Regions from separate parts of the Homo sapiens genome. Here region 2 is linked to region 1. Evidence: chromatin loops called from intact Hi-C (ENCODE). Cell type or tissue: OCI-LY7. All regions are shown on one strand.

The links. Hi-C counts contacts between places; a loop is a spot of excess contacts. Peaks named below come from ENCODE experiments on the same cell type or tissue, not always from the same donor. Only the 100,000 strongest peaks of a DNase experiment are listed, where the experiment ranks them.
Region 2: a loop joins it to region 1, with 6 times the contacts of the local background. A loop is called at or near these places in 3 of 110 quality-filtered maps.

The regions. Positions count from the first base shown.
Region 1 is chr2:31,259,556-31,267,555 of GRCh38, forward strand. EHD3 (EH domain containing 3) reads left to right here. Exons shown (of 6, transcript NM_014600.3): 4 at 955-1,367; 5 at 1,994-2,158; 6 at 6,622-8,000. The coding sequence ends at 7,149. LOC124905983 (a long non-coding RNA gene) reads right to left here and starts at 6,385. Exons shown (of 4, transcript XR_007086270.1): 1 at 3,813-6,385. In OCI-LY7, CTCF peaks have their summits at 4,295 (motif pointing left) and 4,494; a DNase peak (open chromatin) is centred at 4,306.
Region 2 is chr2:31,166,774-31,174,773 of GRCh38, forward strand. It overlaps CAPN14 (calpain 14), which reads right to left. Exons shown (of 22, transcript NM_001145122.2): 22 at 6,283-7,934. The coding sequence ends at 7,908. Among named protein-coding and RNA genes, the nearest start is that of GALNT14, 32 kb to the left of the region's middle. In OCI-LY7, CTCF peaks have their summits at 3,510 and 3,737; a DNase peak (open chromatin) is centred at 3,498.

The DNA of each region.
Region 1 (8,000 bases):
GATGCGGGTGGCCAGAGTTCCAGTCACATCCTAAGGAAGAAACCCCTTGTGGTTTCAAGAGTTGGGAATTTTGTGCTGCAGCTGATTACAAAGGAAAGAGCCTGAGTGAGAACAAGATGTTTTTATAACAAGAATTGCAGATTTCTTCCAGACCAGTGACAGGCATGGTCTGAACCATCATCAGTATCTACTTTTTAGTGTTTCATTGTTTTCAGACCTTAGAAAGAATTTCTGGGTCTTTGTGTCAGATTAGGTGTCCAGACTTTCTTTTCCAGCGGGCTGCTAAATACAGTAAGCACGGATAGGGGAGCTGGTATGGAAATAATGACGTTAATAAGAGTTACTAGGCCAGGCGCAGTGGCTGGCTGGGGGCGGTGGCTCACACCTATAATCCCAGCACTTTGGGAGGCCAAGGCAGGCGCATCACCTGAGGTCAGGAGTTCAAGACTCAGCCTGGCTAACATGGTTAAACCTGTCTCTACTAAAAACACAAAAATTAGACGGGCATGGTGGCGCATGCCTGTAATCCCAGCTACTCGGGAGGCTGAGGCAGGAAAATCACTTGACCCCAGGAGGCAGAGGTTGCAGTGAGCAGAGGCAGTGCCACTACACTCCAGCCTGGGTGAGAGAGCAAGACTCCGTCTCAAAAAAAAAAGTAACTAGCATTTACTGAGCACCTACTAAGTGCCGGATTCTAAGAGTATTTAATCTTCATAGTTCTATTAACTAGGTATTCATATTATTTTAGTATTTAACAGTATTTTTAGACGAAAAAAATTCTATGAGACATTGAGTAATTTGCTGGAGTCCAAACAGTTAAAATGTGGAGGAGCCAGGATTTAAACTTAGATCTGACTCCCAAGACTGTGTTATTTCTACCACACCCGACTGCTTCTCCAAACCCCTACCCTATACCCCAAAGGCCCCAGCCCCTGATTGTCCCTCTGCCGGCAGGGTATGACTTTGCAGCTGTCCTTGAGTGGTTTGCCGAGCGGGTTGACCGCATCATTCTGCTCTTCGATGCCCACAAACTGGACATCTCTGATGAGTTCTCAGAAGTCATCAAAGCCCTCAAGAACCACGAGGACAAGATGCGAGTGGTGCTGAACAAAGCTGACCAGATCGAGACGCAGCAGCTGATGCGGGTGTACGGGGCCCTCATGTGGTCCTTGGGGAAGATCGTGAACACCCCAGAGGTGATCCGGGTCTACATCGGCTCCTTCTGGTCCCACCCCCTCCTCATCCCTGACAACCGGAAGCTCTTTGAGGCTGAGGAACAGGACCTATTCAGGGACATCCAGAGTCTGCCCCGAAATGCTGCCCTGCGCAAGCTCAACGACCTCATCAAAAGGGCCAGGCTGGCCAAGGTGAGGCAGCCCCCTGGGAGGTGGGCAGCTTGGGCAGGGGCCCAGAGTTTGGGGTCAGCTGCACGAGCTGAGGGTTGCTGCCTCCAACAGCCAGTGCATCATGTGTGTGACACCAAGGGGCAGGACAGTGCGGGAGCCATGGTTACAAGCTCTCAGGTCAGATGGCCAGATTGGAACTGACTCCATTGTTTACTGTCTGTGGGATTCCCAGCCTTGGCAAGGCCTTTAGTCTCTCTGTGCCTCTGTTTGCATCTGTAAAATGAAGGGGTTGTTGGAGGATAAAGTGAAATAAAGAGTCTCAAAGCCCTCATCACAGTGTCTGGCACCTTCAGAGATGCTCAGCAACTGTCAGCTGCTGGTATTGCCTTCAGCAGCAGCAACATGACCACCTCACCCTGCCTTGACCATAGCTCCCCACAACCTCACCTTGCCCACATAACATAGAAAAACAGCCCAGCCCTGCAAGCAACATGGAGCCATGAGGGTAGAGGTAGAAATTATTTCAAAAGTAGGAGCAGGAGGAGGCGGGAGGGATGTAGGGGAAGGAATGATGCAAGAGCCATCCTAGAAGGAAGGGACCGTCCAGGGTCTTGATGTGAAGGCTTCTCTCTGGCCCTGTTTGTCAGGTCCACGCCTACATCATCAGCTCTCTGAAGAAGGAGATGCCCTCGGTGTTCGGGAAGGACAACAAGAAGAAGGAGCTGGTCAACAACCTGGCCGAGATCTATGGCCGGATCGAGCGGGAGCACCAGATCTCACCTGGGGACTTCCCCAATCTGAAGAGGATGCAGGTAGCGAGGGCTGGGGTCTCTAAGACAAGGGACAGTGTCCCGAGAGCTGGCTGAGCAGCCTGAGTATGGAGGAGGCCACTCTTGGAGCCCCCCAGGGAGAACCCCGCCCAGAATCTGCAGGCAAGGAGGTGGCCCTGGATCTACACTCCTAGCTGGGCCATCACTGGCCCAACAGGGGCCATGTCTGGGCCTGGGGAGAAACACGGAGCCCACCGCCCCAGTGGTGCAGGTGTGTTAGATGATGCTGGGGGGCTGACACCTCCAGTTAATGACCTTCTCTAGTCACAGCCACCACAGGCTTGACGTCCCCACCATCTCTGGTGCAGTGGGATGGGTCACCTGACCAAGGTTCTCCAGGCTCTTAAAGTGCTCGAGTTTACATCTGAGGTCCCCCTTGTGAGCAATCTGGGACACGAGCTTCGGGGAGGCAGAAGTGCACACGGGAACTCGTCATCTTTGGGTCCTATTGCAGGTGCCTATCTTGGGCCAGTGGCCATCACACATGGTTTCTTACGGTTTTCCCCAAAGCACTCATCAGAGGGAGGCATTTTTCATCTGCCTTTTTACAGAAGAAACAGAGGTCTCAGCATTTTCTGAGTGTAGCATTCACATAGGCCACAAGAAGAAGAGCCAGGAGCTGGGCCCAAAGGTCCAAGCAGGAAACCACAACATTGACTGGATCCTCTGAGCCTCCATTTCCTCATCTGTAAACTGAAGCTACAAAATCACGCCTTATACAGGTGTTGTGAGCATCAGTGAGATAATCTTTGCAAAGCCCTTAGCACAAAGCCAGACAGACTATGCCCTTAGTACACAGTAGCAAATCATTAGGTGGGCAGAGGGAGGTGGGTGCTGAGCACAAAGCACCCACCCACTGTACAATGTTTGCAACTTCTTATGATTCTAGAATTAGGAAATTAGAGGCCAGGCACAGTGGCTCACGCCTGTAATCCCAGCAGTTTGGGAAGCCGAGGCGGGCAGATCACCTGAGGCCAGGAGTTCGAGACCAGCCTGGCCAACATGGCAAAACTTGTAATAAAACTACAAAAAAATTAACTGGGCATGGTGGCAAGCACCTGTAATCCCAGCTACTCGGGAGGCTGAGGCATGAGAATCACTTGAACCCAGGAGTCAGAGGTTGCAGTGAGCCAAGATTGTGCCACTGCACTTTAGCCTGGGCAACAGAGAAAGACTCCATCTCAAAAAATAAAAAAATTAGGGAATTAGAAAAATCAAAAAATAGCAGCCACAGAAGCACTTAATAGATGCTGTTGCTCTTGTTTTGATCTTTAGCTTGGGAATCAGTTTCTCAGTTTAAATCTAGGTTTTTCATAACATCACTATAGTCCTCAATAGGCATTTTTAGTTTCCTATCCGGCAGAAGAAAAAGAAAAAAATATACATTCCAAGTATTTGGAATTTGTTCATGTGTCCATTCACTCATATAACCACCTACCACGAGCCATTCACTAACCAGCATTGCTTTTGTTTTGCGGGTTTCCCGGTCCTTGACTTGGAGCACTTCAGCTCTTCGCTTCTGCTTTTGTTAAGAATTTAATGATTTGTAAGCAAACATTTGGGAAGATAACATTTGAAAGGGACCCTAAGACCCCAGTTTTAATGTGAGGAATTCTTTCAAAACAAAGATTCTCACCTCATTTGTTTGCCAGTTCAATATTCTGTTCTGCAGTTCAATATGCTGAATCCACAATGTAAACAGCTGTCCTGTGTGGGTGTCCATCGTAGGGTAATGGGAGCACCCACCATGCCCCCTAGTTGATACTGGGACCCCTGCATGGGAGCCCACCAAACATACCTAGATGTGAGCAGGCTGGGAGGGACAGGAGGAATGAGAGGTGGGAGGACCTTGGGACGTGATGCTCTGAGGGGTGGGAGATAGGGCCCTGTCTGCTCCTCCTCCAGGAGTCCTTCAGCCCTAAGGCCTTCCTGGCTCAGCCTCACCCTAGGAAGGAGGTGAGAAGTACCCAGGCTAACACTTGCCCTAGAAAGCTGTGGGTGTTTTTTGCATTTTTCTGCAGCAGACTAGCTGTGCTTCACCCTGTGTACTGGCCTCTTCCCAGCTTCTGGAGAGTTAGGTGGCCAGAGCCAGGGTAGGAGCAGAAAGCTGTCACCCTATCACCCTCTACAGGCCATGGAGAAGTTGGTGTTCTAGACTCGAAAACTTTCAAAATTGCAGAGACCTGCAAAGTGGAAGATATTTCTTTTATGGTGTGGTGTGGGTTGTCATGTGAAGGCAAGAGGAGCTCTTTCAAAATCGGCATGCCCACCTGCCTGCCTGTGCCTGCTGTGTCAAACCCTCGGGGACAGTCATGCCTTGCTAATGACAGGGACACATCCTCAGTAATGCATTGTTAGGTGATTTTGTCATTGTGTGTGAACACCATAGAATGTATATACACAAACCTGCATGGTAGGGCCTACCACACACCTGGACTATATGGTATGATGACCTATTGCTTCTAGGCCACAGACCTAGCATGTGACTGTACTGAAGGCTGTAGGCAATTGTAACACCATGTATTTGTGTATCTAAACATAGAAATGGTACAGTAAAAATACAGTATGAAAGATAAACAGTGGTATACTTGTACAGGGCACTTACCATGAATGGAGCTTGCAGAACTGGAAGTTGCTTTGGGTGGGCCAGTGAGTGAGTGGTGAGTGAGTGTGAAGGCCTAGGACATCACTGTACACTGCTGTAGACTTCTTTAGAAACACTGTACACTTAGGCTACACTATATTTATTTTTAGAAACATTTTCTTTCTTCAATAATAAATTAACATTTCTACTTTACAGACTTTTTTTTTTTTTTTTTTTTGATACAGAGTCTCACTCTGTTGCTAGGCTAGAGTGCAGTGGCGCGATCTCGGCTCACTGCAACCTCCAACTCTGGGTTCAAGCGATTCTCCTCAGCCTCCCGAGTAGCTGGGACCACAGGCATGTGCCACCATGCCCAGCTAAATTTTTTTTGTAATTTTAGTAGAGACGGGGTTTTCACCATGTTGGCCAGGATGGTCTCGATCTCTTGACCTCGTGATCCGCCTGCCTCAGCCTCCCAAAGTGCTGGGATTACAGGCATGAGCCACCGCGCCTAGCCTACAAAGTTTTTGACTCTTGTTGTAACAATTAGCTTAAAATGTACATTGTATATCTATACACAAATATTTTCTTTATATCCTTATTCTATAAGTTTTTTCTATTTAAAAAAATTTATTTTTTACTTTTTTATTTTTGTGTGTGCTAAAAACTAAGATGCAAACACCCATGCTAGTCTAGGCCTACACAGGGTCAGCATCATCAGTTTCGCTGTCTTCACCTCCACATCTTGTCCCACTGGAAGGTCTTGAGAGATAGTAATACACATGGAGGTGTCATCTCCTGTAATAACAATGCCTTCTTCTGGAATTCCTCCTGAAGGGCCTGCCTGAGGTTGTTTTACTGTTAACATTTTTTTTAAATAAGTAGAAAGAATACACCCTAAAATAACAATAAAAAGTACAGTATAGTAAATATTTACATAAACCAGTAACATAGCCGTTATCATTATCCGGTATTATGTACTCTATGGAAATGTGTGTGCTAGATTTTTATACCACTGGCAGCACAGTAGGTTTGTTTACACCAGCATCACCACAAACACATAATGCGTTGTGTTGTGTACAGTAGCTACAATGTCACCAGGCAACAGGAATTTCCCAGCTCCCTTATTGTCTTCTGGGACCCTCGTCATACGTGTGGTCCCTCATTGACTGAAACATTGTAATGCAGCACATGACTGTATTTTGAAAACTCTCCTCAGGTGACTCCGATGAGCATCCTGATTAAGAACCATAATTTGGGGATGACCTTTGGCTTCTGTTATGATTTGGTTTTAGTACCCTGTGCCCTGTTTGGTTTTTGTTTTTGTTTTCACTAAGTGGGGATAGAATGTGATTTTCCTACCTCAGAAGGGCGCTGGGGGAGTGAACGAGGTAATGTAGTGAAGGCACTTGCGGTGATTTTCAAGTACAGTATAACCCTTATTAAAGTAGAGGCCCACATGACCCAGTCTCAGAGGTACAGCATTCAAGAGACATGATTCAATAGCCAAAACTGACTTAAAGAGAAATGTAATGATTTCCTCTCTGGAATGACATTGAAGGGGATTGAAATAAATAGATCATGCCAATACTTGTTAAATTTCCCTTTCTTCCCCAGCCCCTACAACCCTTCTACCCCCTACTGAAAAATCCCATCATCAGCCCAGTGGGCCTTTATTCCCCTCCTCTCTCATACCTTCGATTACCACGTGATGTCCATCAGCTGAGCCTCTAGGTCACAGGTCTTTCATTGTAGAAAGGGATCAGCTGTGAACATTCTGGTGCTCATAGGAGGCACGTGATAAATGGAGGGCTCTCCTTTCATCGTATCCTATCTTCATCCTCTCTCCTCCTCTTCCCAGGACCAGCTGCAGGCCCAGGACTTTAGCAAGTTCCAGCCGCTGAAGAGCAAGCTGCTGGAGGTAGTGGACGACATGCTGGCCCATGACATTGCCCAGCTCATGGTGCTAGTGCGCCAGGAGGAGTCACAGCGGCCCATCCAGATGGTGAAGGGCGGAGCGTTCGAGGGCACCCTGCACGGCCCCTTTGGGCATGGCTATGGGGAGGGGGCTGGAGAAGGTATCGATGATGCTGAGTGGGTGGTGGCCAGGGACAAGCCCATGTACGACGAGATCTTCTACACCCTGTCACCGGTGGATGGCAAGATCACAGGCGCTAATGCCAAGAAGGAGATGGTGCGCTCCAAGCTGCCCAACAGTGTGCTGGGCAAGATCTGGAAGCTGGCCGACATTGACAAGGATGGCATGCTGGACGACGACGAGTTTGCACTGGCCAACCACCTCATCAAAGTCAAGCTGGAGGGGCACGAGCTGCCCAACGAGCTGCCTGCCCACCTCCTGCCCCCGTCCAAGAGGAAAGTTGCCGAGTGATGGGGTGGGGGGACATTCAGACGGGCAGTGTTAGAGGAGGAGATGGGAGCGGTGACTACACACACACACACACACACACACACACACACAAACATGCACACACACATATGCATATCTTGACATTGCTCTGTAGGTGAGAGAGGACCATGACGCCCATGTTTGCAGCTGATACTTGTTTGGGCACACCTCCAAGTTCTCGGGATTAGAAGGACAAGAGCACTCCCAGGCCCCAGAGTCTAAGCCTAAGTCTCTATCGCTCTTCCCCTCTCCTCGGCCACTCCCCAGATACCAGACCTGAGGCAATTCACTTGCCAGCACAGATGGCCAACCCACCTCCAGATTCCCCAGTGCTTCCACACCCGGGCTCTGAGCAAATGGAAAAGACTTTTCATTTAGTAGACAATTCACTTCTTTTTCTGTGCTTCCCCTATCTGCTTTGGCTTCCTAATAAGAAATCCATTCAAGAGCTAGGAGATCTGAGGGCAGGCGGGCAGCTGCAGGGAGGAGAGGTGAGAAAGGAAGCGTCTTCTAGAGACATTGGCCCAGGAGCTCTGTTCTTTCCTAATCTAAGCCTCTGTCTTCTTCGGCAAACCTTGCTTTGAACTCTGCCAGTATTTCATTTTAAAGAATCCCAGAGCGGGAGAGAGAAGAGAAAAAAATTGATAAGAGTGAGGAAATTGTCCTGTAGTCTATTGAAAACCAGTCAAGGTGGTTTTAGTTCATAGATTTTGTTAGATGTTCTTTCCACCTGGCCTATGATGTTTAGATGTTCATACTTGACTCACATTTACCCAGCCCCTCCTGCGTACCAGGAGCTGTGTTAGGCACTTTATATACATTATTCTATGTGG
Region 2 (8,000 bases), 93 kb before region 1:
TGCACCCTCACACACCTATAGACACAACACTCACATCTCAGAAGCCAAGCCAGACAATTGGAAGTAAACAGCTCTACTGCCCTGAGCTCCAGCTCCCAGGTTCTGGCCCCAAGTGTCATGGGGGGAAGTGACCTTGCAATAATGGTATCCTCCATGTCTACTACCAACTAGCTGTTCTGGTGACCAAACAGATGGGCTCAGAGACCAAAGGGGCTGAGATCACATAGGTGATAGGTCAATTTAAAACATACAGCAAGAAGCAAGGGGAGAGGGACAGGGTGGGACAACACACTTAGAACATTGTAAGAGAGGACAGAAGGAAAACATATGTCACCCTGAGTCATGCCATGCTTACATGTCCTGAACTCCACCAGCACTTCCTGCTCATGGTGTGATTACAAATACCAGAGCTGAGGTCTGAGCAAGGGGCACAAAAGACAGATGGTGCCTGGGGCCCAATCCCATCAGAGAGACATGGGACAAGTACGACTGGCCACAGATGTAGCTTATCAATTTATCTGCTGAAAGCCATGGGTGTTTATCTGTATTTCTAGGGGCTCATGGCATTGCCAATGGGTGGCTCACTGAATATTGAGTGCCTCATGGGTCTCGCGTGTGGTTGATGTAACCTGAACACTTGGTGCTTCATGTACCTCATGTATATTTAGTGTGTGTCATGAATATTCAGTGCCCACTCAGCTCCTTCATCCCTTCCTATCTGTGCATACACACATACACATCACGTCCTTTATCTATGCCTAACATGGCTCACAAGCCATTTGCTTCTACTATTAGTTTCAATTATCCTCCTGATTTGTTTTTTTTTTTTTTATTTACTAGATCAGAATCCAACATTCCAAGCCCAGCCAGTGCACATTACACCAGGTCTGTTTACTAGAATAGTAACCCCCAATTCTGAACTCCACTTTGCAGTCTGCAAAGGTCTTTCACATTCACAATCTTATTTCATCTTTGCCACCGTCCCACGAGGCAGGAGTTAACATCCCAATTCAGAAGATGAGCACACTAAGGCTCAGAGGTTAAATGACTTTCCACAGGCCACAAGCACACATCCATTTGGTGGCAGAGAGGACGTGCATCCCAGTCCTCTCGCCCCTGGTCAAGTGTATTTCCAGTTTTACCAGCCCACCCCTGGGTTATTTTCACTCCCTTAAGGACCCCCAACTCTTCTGACTCCTGAGCCTTGTACAGTCTGATCTGAAGAAGCTATCACTTCTGGTACCCTGGGTATAAGACACACACACACACACACACACACACACACACACAGGCTCACACACACACACACATACATCCCAGAGAAAGGAGCTGCAGCAATAAGCAGGCCTGAGCAGCAATCTCACAGGGCCTATTCCAGTCAATGCCTGCAGACCTCACTGCATGGTCTTTATTCCACAATGGGAGTCCACAGGAGGCTTCCTTGCAGCTCAGTCCCTCCAGAAGCTTATCTGCTTAGGCAGAAGGGCAGCAGTTTGAGCAGAAGAGCATCTGCACCCTGAGAACACCATAGTCCTCTCAGCATTAAACCCCATGCTAAGGGCACTCTAACAATCTCTGAGTCCTCCCTTGTCAAGGAAGCCAAGGACCAGGGAAAGAATGTTCTGTATGAGTCAACCAGCAAAGCTGCAACCAAGGAACCCAAAGCCACTTGAAAGAGGAGTAAGCGTTTGTGCACCAGGCAGCCTTCCGCAGGGCCTGACGTGGGCCCACTTCTCCAACGGTGTGTGATACTAAGGGTGAAGGAGTGGAGGGGGCTGGCCTGGGGTCCCGCAGCCTGGGCCACCAGGGCTGCTTGTGTGTGTGCTGCTGCTGCTGCTGGCTGCACAGCTTCTGCAGAGCTGCCTCTTGCTGTTGCTGCCAATGACCCAAGGGGTCTCGATAGCTGGATGACAGGAACATCACACTTGGTGAGGCTCCCCCTCAGGTGAGACTTCATGTGAGGCTAGTGGAAGTCAAACTAAAAACAAGGATCACTTTAATTATTTCATCTGGCCAAGAGATCCCTTCTGGGAAATGATTCCTTTGTCCAAAAGTCCTCAAATAGATGTTTCCAAGCAGAGCTGAAGCTCGGATTTCAGGCACCAGAGGATGGTAGCGCCCGGTTTTCTCTGGTTCAGAAACCACTTGGCTTCTCCCCTATTGAAGAAAGGTCCTCCCAGACCATTGGAGAGTGGAGGTGGGACTCTCCTGTGCAGTTAACATGGCTGTGAAGGGTAACAGTGAACCACACATTGAAGCCCGGCATGATGCCAATCAGCTTATGTGTGTGGTGGCACGAGATCCTCACAGGGGCCTCTGGACCACAGAGTCAAACAGTGGCGACTCGCCAAAGGTAACTGACACAGCTGGACTTAGGCGGGCACCTTTGTAAAGGCCAGCCTGTGCTCTTGGCAAATTTGCTATCTCCAGGCAGATGCAGATTTAGAAGTTATACAGTCCAACCCCCTCTAATAGCACACAATTGCTTTTTAAAATAGATGAATTCAGAAGTTAGGGAACTTGTTGAAGCCTCCATGGATGGCTTTTAAGAACCAAAAATACCCAGACCCCTCGTCAAGGTGAGGCCTGCCCTTTCCAACACCCCACCCTACCTGTCTTGAGCTATGCGGCTTCTGGCATAATTTTCTTCTGCAAGTGGGAGAAACCATGCAAGCCCAGGCTTAAAATGGAAGATAAAGACAGGAGCCAGCATGGGGCTTAAATACCAGGCCTCTCCCGAGCCTGGGTCTGGCCCAGGACCACCCACCTCCCACCACTCACTCTGTGATTTGCGACCTGAAAGCAAAAGGTTCAGGAACTTGACCCAATGGTTGATCCTCCCAGGAGAAGGAATTCTGAATGGGTAAAAGAAAGTGATGCCCTAGTATCTTGAATTTCGGGATATGAAGAACGTGTTCAGAGGGCATCTGTGATGGTTTGAACTGCCTCTTCAGTCAGGACCTGCCATTTGGCATCAGAATGACTCTAAACTTTAGGCCACCAGAGAGGGACCCTTTAGTGAGAAGTCACATGTCTCTTTAGGCAAACCTTATATATTGATATTTTCAGTTAGCAACTTGAGTAGAGACTGACTTTTTAAATGACAGGATTCACCTGAATTACTTTAAAGTCATTCATTCATTAAATTGGTAAATATTAAACATGAGCTATGTGCTAAACCAGGTGCTGTGATGCCAGGATGTATGGGCTGGGTGCCGCTATATCCCTCAAGGAGATGCACTTCAGCTGAGCACTTAAGTAAATGAAAGAAATTTCAGAAACAAATGCAATATATAAAATAGAGTACAGTACATAAATTAAACACTAGTCAGAAAAAAGAGACAAGGAGAGACAAGTGAATCCATGTGAGGCTGAAGCTGGCCTTTTGGGCTGAGTCTGGCTGGCAAGGTATTCCATTAGCCAGGGTTTCCCAGAAGAGCTTGTGCTGAAACTGTCATCTGTGGTCCTGTAGCTGGAAGATGTCCTGGTGTGGGGATCGTGCACCACCTAGCGTTGACATAAGCCACTGCACATACCACAAAAGTGGGAAGGAAGGTGCCCTCCCCACAAAGAAGTCTGTGGAGTTCACCGTTTTTAAGTGCACTGCCAAATGCCATAAATGCTCACATATGTTACTTCATCTAGCCTGCATTAGAGCCCTATGAGGTCGATATTGTCATCACCATGTGACTGATGAAGCTGTAGAGATTCAAAAAGGTTAAGCTATTTGATCAAGGTCCCCTGAACTAAGGGCCAATGTAGGGAATTGAACCTCCCTCCCCCTGTACTCTGTTAACTTCCTAGCCTTTCTGGTGTAGAGGAAAGGATTGGGCATCTCATGACCAGGCTTAGACTTCTTGGATGATGGCTCAGCCTCTCAAGAAAGGACCCAGACTCCATGGCAGATCCTGCAGGGATCAGCCCTTGCCTGCCCCAGCAGCCTTGGTTTTCTTGCAACAGAGATAAGTTCTGGCTTCTCTGAATCTCTTGCTGTGTTCCAAGCACTCCATTTCATCCCTTGCTTTAGTGTCTTCTTTTTTTTTTTTTTTTCCATGTAGAGTGCCCTCTGTCTGGGACACCACTGTCCCTTTATTTTCCTACCTAGTGCCTCTTTCCCTTAAGATGGTTAAAGGGAAACCTGCCAGGAAGCCTCCCCTGGCCCTCTCAGGTTGTGCTAGATGCCTCTCCCGTGTTTCCACAGTACTGTGTGCATTCCCAGGTCACACTGCACCACAGACCACCTGTCAGTCATCTCTCACCCCCTCCAGGAGACTGTGAGCTCTGTGTCCCCAGTGCCTAGCAGATGCCTGACCCATTGCAGGAGCTTGATAAATGTCTTCAGGCGAATGAATGTTTGAATGGCTGGATAGATGGGCAGAAGGATGAGGTGAAAGCTTGCTGCCCAACTGGCCTCAGCATTCCAGGGTCTCATCAAGTGCCCTATGCTGGCCAGTCAAGTTCACCAGCAGAGCCAGCCAGGATAGAACCCCAGGGGGACAGGATTCACTTAAATTACTTACAAGTCTAGTGGAGAAAGGTTGCGCTCTAGACTGCATTCTTACCCTGCCTTCTCACTGTTAGTGTCAGTTCACTTCTAGGTCACAACCTAATTCCCAGCAGAGTTTCTGGAACAACTGCAGGTCAGTACTCAGTCTCTCGGGGTTGCTTGGTCTATGGTCCCGAAAACCCCTAGCTGGCAACCTGGAGCTCTGTTGAATAAACGGGCTGCTTCTGAGGTGAGAGGGAAGCAGAGGACAGAGCTTTAATAACGAGATGGCCACTTTCTCAGAGATCCCTGCCCCTGAGTCCCTGCATTGGAGACTGGAGTGGCCCTCCTGGTGCCCCACTTCAAGGAAGTAGTTTGATACATTCAGAAAGAGGATGTGGAAGAAGATGAGGAAAAGAGAAATAGAGCATAAAACCATGGGTGTTTCACTATGTCCTCTAAAAACCAAAATAAAAATAAGTAATAGTAGCTGTAGAAATTACTTGTTCTACCTCAGGGGAAAAATTGGAGCTTCATTCATTGGGTGCCTACAGCCTGCTGGCATTATCTAATCTTCACAATGACCCAGGAATGGAGGCATTTGGGCTCCATTTTACAAATGAATAAACTGAGGTCCAATGTCACACAGCTAGAGTGCATCTTCTCACCTCTCTTCTCTTTCATTTCTGTTGGATTTGGTAGCCTCTCTGTCCTCAGGACACTGGAGAAAAGATGGTAACCCAGGACCTGAGACCAGTGACCCCAAAGGACCATCTTTGCAGAGATCCTGAGAGCTTGATACACAGCCTGCTTCTCCATGATGCCCGCTTTTACCTACTCATCACCCACAACACTCATTTCCTCCTTTCCTTCATTATAAATCTAAATACATATACTTCATTGGGGAAACATCAGGTTCAAAATCCTGGAAGCCAAAATCATTTCTCTAACTCAATACAGCAATGGCAGGAAAACAGTGCTATTTACAGTCAGCCAGGAAGTGCCTTGCTCCAGGCCACATCTGCAATCTAGAAGGTTCTCTTTGGATAACTGAAGTTTTATACAAAACATGAAAGAAGAAACAAGACCAGGGATAAATAAATGGTAGGTATTTTCATCTCCTCTTGTTCAGGTAGAGTCCTGTTTTCCTGAGATTGTGACAGCCTGGAACAGGCCTCACTTTGATATGCTTTCCCTGCGTGGGCTGGACTTGACAACCCAACCTCTGGATTCCTTGACCTCACCCTCCTTGGCACTGGCAGGTGATTTCTCACTCCTCCTTGGCTGCACTTTCCACTTTTTCTTATTCATGGCAGACTTTCTGCTTTCGATATTCCAGAACTGCTGATGGTCAACTCTCAGCCCTTCAGCTGACTTCACCCTGGTGCTTGCCCAGTTTCTCCTGCCCCAGATCTCTATTTTCCCGCCCCTGCTTCCCCTGGAGTGACAGAAGATGGGGAAGCGTGGTGGGAGTGGGGAGATTGCTCTGCCCCCTGGTCTTCAGTACTCAGCTTTGGGGGTATAGGAGAGAATCTGGAGGAAGGGTGTCAGCAAAGACAGGTCATCTTTGAGTTGCCACAGTGCAGATACCTAGACTCAGGAGAGTGAGGCTAGCACCTGAGTGATGTAGGACCACTCAAACCACCCACTGAGAAGTCACCAGAGGGGCTCTCAGGCTTAATCAATGTGGAGATAGATCTATCTGCACCAACACAGCCAGCACACTATAGTCTAAATGTCATGAGTAGGATCATGGTGTCACCCTCCCATCACCCAAAAATATCTCCAAAACTGCCTTCAGGGGCCAAGGCAAAATTGGTTTATTAAAACAGCTATTTGCAATGGCAGATTTTAAAGACAAAGACACAAATAAGTCAATGGATATAAAAAACTGTAAAAGGCTGTAAATACATGATCATCATTTATAAAATCAACAACATCTCATGTATCTGGCACTTTATGGAAACCCATTTTACATTTTATCATTTGGAATAAATGAAGGGTTTTTTTTCCTAAATAAAATACTTTCCTACCCCATAAGCTACGCTTTCAAAGTGCTCCTTTCTTCTGGTACAGTACCCATCTGACAGGTGCTCAAATCTCCTTTAGTCCTCTGCCAATGGACACACTTTTATCTCTTCATTCAGCTTCCTTCCTGAGTCTGCTATGGAGTTGGAAATCAAACAGCCATGTTTGTTAGAATTGTTTGTAAATTAAGATTAAATAGAATACAGGTTGACTATCTCTTAACTAAAATGCTTGGGACCAGAAGTGTTTCAGATTTCAGGATATCTGCATTATAGACTTGTCAGTTGAACACCTCAAACCCAAAAATTCAAAATCCAAAATGCCCCTATTTCCTTTGAGTTTCATGTCTACTCTCAGAAATTTTAGATTTTGGAGTATTTCAGATTTGGGGTTTTCAGATTTGGGATGCTCAACCTGTAGTAATAAATGGCTCTGAGGTGCTAACTTATGAATAAATTGCATAGACTTTGGAAAAAGGCCATTGTTCTGGTTTTGCACCTGTATTCTTGGTTGAGAGGGATGACATAAACAAGGTGTTTCATGGTAGTTCAAAAAATCAGATATACCAACCACCCACTGATTGACTCTATAATTTAGCATGGGTTTGTTTTTGTCCTTTGAAGTAGATAGACAGAGAATTTCTGGACAGATTTGAAATGGATCTGATAGTCTATATATCAAGCAAATAGACACACCTGTCACAAGCAGGAAGCCCTTTGAGAACTCAGGTGTTTTAAATCTACTAGGTTGCCCCAGATCCAATCATACGGAGATATTGTCAGAAGAAGACTACCCCATGACCTCAGATGCCAGAGCCAGCCCACCCCACCTGGACTCTGCCAATTCTCTTACTGTCTGTGTTTCTGAAAGCCCACTATATCCCTGACCCCATCCCCAAACAGCTGAAACTTAGCCTATGTCTCTATCAATTTGCAGATGCTGGGACTAAATGTCTAAGGATATATCATTCCCATTTCAGACCTTAAAACCTAGATGATTACCCCACCATGTGAGAACATGTGGCATGTCTAAAGTCACTTGAGTTTGCAGCCACAGAGGCAGTGTTGTATGGAGGCTAACCACACCAGCTCTGGAGTCAGAATGCTTAGGCCATGTCAGGTAACATCTCCGCTTGTGACAAGGTTGTGGCCTCAGGGAAGGATGGCTAGCTTTTACAAATCTGATGTAATCTTTACTTCCTCCCTTCCCTTTCTGCATGCTGGCCATGCACGGGGAGGGCTGCAGAAGAGAAACCTTCCCAGCTGAGAAGGTGACGGCTAGTGAGGCTGTCCTGAAGATCAGTAAGTAGGGTGGGCATGGGTTGGTCTCAGCCAAAGGCTGCTCTTGGGCCACATGCAGAGTCTTCAGTGAGGGCAGGTGAGACTCAGCCTTCTCAGGAGTACAGTGCCATCATCATCCACTGGACATGTTGGGAAAGCAAATGATGGTCAGTTCAGACCCACGTCTCATCTGGGCCTCCCCATCC